2 separate regions of the Mus musculus genome follow, and region 2 is linked to region 1. Evidence: chromatin loops called from intact Hi-C (ENCODE). Cell type or tissue: left cerebral cortex. All regions are shown on one strand. Region 1 has its middle 39 kb from the start of 2010308F09Rik. Region 2 overlaps Med14 (mediator complex subunit 14).

Region 1 (2,500 bases):
CCGGGTTCTCTGGAAGAGCAGCCAGTGCTCTTAACAGGTCACCAAGCCATCTCTGGAACTGTCCTGTAACCACCTTTAAAATGCACATTTTGGTGAGGGGAGACTAGCATAACTCTAGATCTAGGGGTAACAATGACTGTGGCCTCTTAGGACATAGTACTTATGTGCCCACATACACAAATAAAAATAAAAACAGTAACAACAACAACAACAAAATAATCCAGCTCAGAGAGCTGGGGCTGTGTCTCAGTTGCAGAGTGCATGGCCGAAGAGTCCCCATTAGATCCCGTATCACCAGAGTAAGGGTTAACCAGCAGAATCCCTTGGCGGGTTGGGGTTACTAAAGTGTGTCCCAAAGATTACACCATCATACCATCATACAATAGATCTCCCGAAAGGAATTTATTTGGGTGGGAAGAGATGGGCTAGCCCAGACAACAAGAGACAGAGAGACAGGGTGAAAGAGTAGGCCGCGATGGGGGGGGGGGGCTGGCTTTTAAATGGTATGCCCGTGGCATTTGGCAGCTGGTGATCATAAAGCTGCTGGCCCTGAGGCGCTGAAGGCAGGCTGGGCCACAACCAGTACCGGCCACAGAAACCAGCTGTTGGCAGAAGTATCGGACCTGCAGTCTGGGATGGTGTGCCCACCCTGGGGCGTGGTCCCACCTGGTCACAAGTAAGATGCCTCCAGCCCTGACCCCACATCATCTACTCACGCAGCTCCCCTGTCCCAGCCAACAGCAACTTGTTCGCCCTGGGGTCTTACTTCTGTTAAGAGTCCCTACCAAAGGCCTGGGGCAAGGGTCTCTTCCTGATCTCCATAGGAGTCTCTGGTCTCACAATGTTTCTGTGTGGGTTCAGTGGTGACGAGGATTAGTTATGGATACACAGAGGCTGTGACACCTGCCAGCTCTGTGCTACTTCCTTTAAGGGCCTGGCCCCACAGCCACGTGGACCTTTGTCCATAGGGGTGGCGAGGAAGCCACACTGTTCCAGCAACCTGATCTTTAACAGAACAGCATCTGTCAGGACTCCGCGGCTCTCTGCCTGGCCAAGCCGGCACACTTTTTGTTGCCAAAGATGGGTGGTGTCACCGGAAGTCTAAGGGAGTGTGGTTCGGAAATCCCCTTGGAAAACCAGCTCTTGTGCCAGACCTCGCTTGACGTTAGGCTCTGCTGCCCTCTAGTGGCCGCAGGGTGGCATGAACCACGAGGGGTTGGAGACGTCTGCTCAATGGCTTGGGAAGTGGGGGAAGGGAACTGTGGCGGTTGCGCAGATCCAAGTGCTTTGTACCCACGACATCTTAGATTCTGCTGCGTCCCCCAACCCCCGATTTTTTTGCCCTTTGTTAATCAGAACTCAAAAAGCACCTAACCCTTTTACATATCCAGAGCACGAAGCCGGAACTAAGGCTCAAGCATCGGGCTCCTTGTTTGCTGGAATCCCCCAAAATGAACGTAACTGTCATACCATACATGTGTGTAAAATTGGAGAAAGGGGATGATATGAGCTTAATTGGTTAAGTGGTGGCTGGTGTATATCTGTAATCCTGCCACTACAGGGGCACAGACAGGGGATTCCCTGTGAGTTCTATGCCAGCCTGAACTATCCCAGTTTAAAAACAGAACTCTGCTATCTCCCCCACTATGACTCTCCCTTTGTCCCATTCCCACAGGCTAAGGGACTTCTGGATCCTGAGAACTCGAGTTGGCGATACAGTTGGAATGACTTTAATGGACCATTATATTTCCATATATAGGAATTACTGGCCATCTTAGGACAGGAATGCTTTCCAGGAATAATCTGCCTGCCCACCTGGTAACGCCACCCTGAGCCACAGCAGTTGGAAAGTAGGTGGTGGAAGAGAAACAGTGTTTCAAGTATTCAGAGCCAAAAGAGGGTCTGTGAAAAGTTATCCCAGCTATTAGTTATGAGACTGAGAGAGATGCCTCAGTGCTTTACAGTACTAATGGCTCCTCCAAAGGACATGGGTTCAATTCCTGGTCCCCATATGGTGGGCTCCCAATTATCTGTAACTCCAGTTCCAGGGGATCCACTGCCCTCTTCTGACCTCCTCAAGATCTGCATGCAGGTGGCACACAGACATGGAGGCAAATCACCCAGCCACAGTGAGACCTCATCTCAAAAGATTCAAAGAAAAGAGGGCTGTGGGAATGGTGTTGACATCAAGGATTTGAATAGAGAGCACCAGCCCAAATCATCATGGTCAAATTAATTAAAGCAAGCTTACCCCCTGCCCTACCCCCGCCTCCACTCACACAAGAGTTTTTCTCTGTAACAGTCCTGACTGTCTTTGAACTCACTCTGTAGACCAGGCTGGCCTCGAACTCAGAGAGCTGTCTGTCTCTGCCACCGGGGTGCTAGTATTAAAGGTGGGGGCCACCATAGTCCACTGCAAACCTGCAAGCTCTTTTTTTTTTTTTTTAATTCATGTGTATACATGGGTTGCCTCCTCTAAGGTGGAATTCAAGGAGTCAGC
Region 2 (2,500 bases), 520 kb before region 1:
CTTAGAGGCTAGAGGCAAGCACATAAATTTGAGGATAGCCAGGATAGTAAGTCCCTATTAATATTTTAGTACTAAATAGTAATTATTATTAAATAGATAAAATTTATTATCTTAAAGGAAATGAATTTTAGGAGAAATGGAATGATACGCAAAGTGAGTGAGCTAGACCATAAGTACTGTTCTACAGTCTCTTCCAATAGACCCAATTAGAAAAGTTTGTGTTTCTCAGCAACTCACCAACTCCAACTTCATTATATGCACACAGTCCCGGAGGATGTGTGTCGGCGCTCCCAACAGCTTGGTGAAGGCTATAAGTGTGTTGGCTTTAAATGGCGGTCCTGCAACCTACAGGGGGTAGGGGCAAAGAAATCACCTTACTCTTCATTCTACTTCGACTTCATGGATTCACTGACTAAAGTCAAGCATATATTAGGAAACACATACTCTTGTTTCGAAGAATTTCTCCAAAACTTGAAGCTCATCGGGTTTCCATTGTCCTGCATTTTCAGGTGTCACTTTTAGCTGAAGGGTCTGGTTGGTTTTGGGACTAAGGGCTACTCTGCATTTCAGGGCATCTGTCTTGAACATGATTACACCAGGTTCATTGGAATTGATCAGCTGCAACTGTAAAACAAGGATGCAGCAAATCAACAGGGAAAGACACAAACTTAGCTGACAGAATCGTCTCAATAGAAAACATGTTGATCCAGTAATTCTGACGAGAGTCACAAAGCCCAATGCTACAGGGACCACGAATAGCAGAACTGAGGCTGCACCACAGCTCTCATCCTCTCTAAGCTGAATGGCAATTTAATTAACATATGTTAATATTGAACAGGGGTACAGTGAAAAGAGAGGGCAATGGGGGAGAGTATGCATAAGTATGTTCACATATGAAAAACATTGGGGCTGGAGAGATCCAAAGGTCCTGAGTTCAAATCCCAGCACCCACATGGTAGCTCACAACCATCTGTAATGGGATTTGATGCCTCTTCTGGTGAGTCTGAAGACAGCTACAGTGTACTCATACATAAGGCAAATAATATCTTTTTTTTTAAAGGAAAGAAAAAGAAAAACATTAAAGTAGGAGCTGCTCTTCCAGAGGAACAGGTTTGATTCCCAGCACCCTAGGACTCACGCCTGTAATTCCAGTTCCAGGAAGGTTTGATGGCCTCTTTTGGCCTTCCTGTACACTGCATGCATGTGGTACACAAACAGGAAGGCAAAACCACCCATACACATTAATAAAAACTTAGTAACCAGCTTAATTTATTAATTATTAATGAATTATTAATTAACAATTAACATTAAAGAAAAAAATCAAAATCAAAAAAAAATCAAATGAAACCCACTATTTTACACAATCCAAATTAAAATACTTTTTACATTCTTTTAAATATATCTGACTATAAAGATTATGAAATGACTTTGAGGCAAGTGTATATAGTATTTATTACAAACAAACACTTTGGCTACTTCATTAACACATGTATCTACTGGTAATAATGGTAAATATAAATAAAGAATGTTATCACCGTAAGGTTGGCTAGATGCCTATGTCTGCAAGATTTTAAACAAATGTAATTACTCATCAGTTTTAAAAAAGCCCTAATGCCTATGATCAACACTTTGATTTTGATGAGGACTCGACTTCAAAGTCAGTCTATCTACAAAAGCACATCAGAGAGCAAACAGTCATTTGTATGTGCGCCGTCAGACCTATGTGCACTGAATCTGTTTAGTGTGATCATCTGTTCCTCGGCCCTGGTAAACCACATTATCTAAAATCACAGAACAGTAAACTGTACAACCCTCTAATCTAAGATCTGATTAGATTAAGTGGGGCGCATCTTTAATGCTAGGTAAAGGCTTGAAGCCCAATTCTACCAGGATGGTTAAGAAGGTAACCCTCCCAAAGATTGTCTTCTGCCCTTGACAATGACCGACCACTTAGAAACTTGCGTAATACTCGTACCGTTTCCTGTTGGATGATTCTTTGAAGGTGTCGTCTCATGATGACAGATCCAAGGAATCTCTCAAGTGGGGAACAAAGGTAACTACCTGCCAGGCCAGGCACAAGGCCTGGCGTTGGAGATGGTAGCAGTAAGATGTTCAAGGCACTATGAGTGAGAATGGTGGGTATAGATGCTGCCCAGGAGCGCTGAGGTAGTTTTCGAGGTGGAGGCATGTTGGTTGGCATTGTCTGGGAACCTTTTGGGAAGGAAAACAGGTAACTTCAATTATGAATGCATACACACCATGCCATTGCTGCCTGCTTTGCCTTCATCAGACAGTTGCCAGGTAATTGTAACTCTTGTAACTAGTCCTTGTTATGAAGGATCATATGTCAGTTCTCAGATAGCAGAATCAGCTACAGTGAATCTTCTGATTGTATTCAGGTTCAATATGATCCTGTAGGGACTCCTTCAAGGAACTGGGTTCTGCTTCTCAACCTAAACTCTGCTTGGTCCTGTGACCTGCTTTTGCAAGGGATGCTGGA

The links. Hi-C counts contacts between places; a loop is a spot of excess contacts. Peaks named below come from ENCODE experiments on the same cell type or tissue, not always from the same donor. Only the 100,000 strongest peaks of a DNase experiment are listed, where the experiment ranks them.
Region 2: it touches region 1 in a loop (7-fold over the local background); 9 of 42 quality-filtered maps call a loop at or near these places.

What each region holds. Positions count from the first base shown.
Region 1 is chrX:13,207,033-13,209,532 of GRCm38, forward strand. No RefSeq gene overlaps it. Among named protein-coding and RNA genes, the nearest start is that of 2010308F09Rik, 39 kb to the right of the region's middle. In left cerebral cortex, a CTCF peak has its summit at 1,189 (motif pointing left); DNase peaks (open chromatin) are centred at 1,196 and 1,761; H3K4me3 peaks cover 355 bases; H3K27ac peaks cover 238 bases.
Region 2 is chrX:12,683,741-12,686,240 of GRCm38, forward strand. Med14 (mediator complex subunit 14) reads right to left here. Exons shown (of 31, transcript NM_001048208.1): 26 at 1,976-2,211; 27 at 445-624; 28 at 238-345. Among named protein-coding and RNA genes, the nearest start is that of 1810030O07Rik, 11 kb to the left of the region's middle. In left cerebral cortex, no CTCF peak of the experiment used is centred here; no DNase peak of the experiment used is centred here.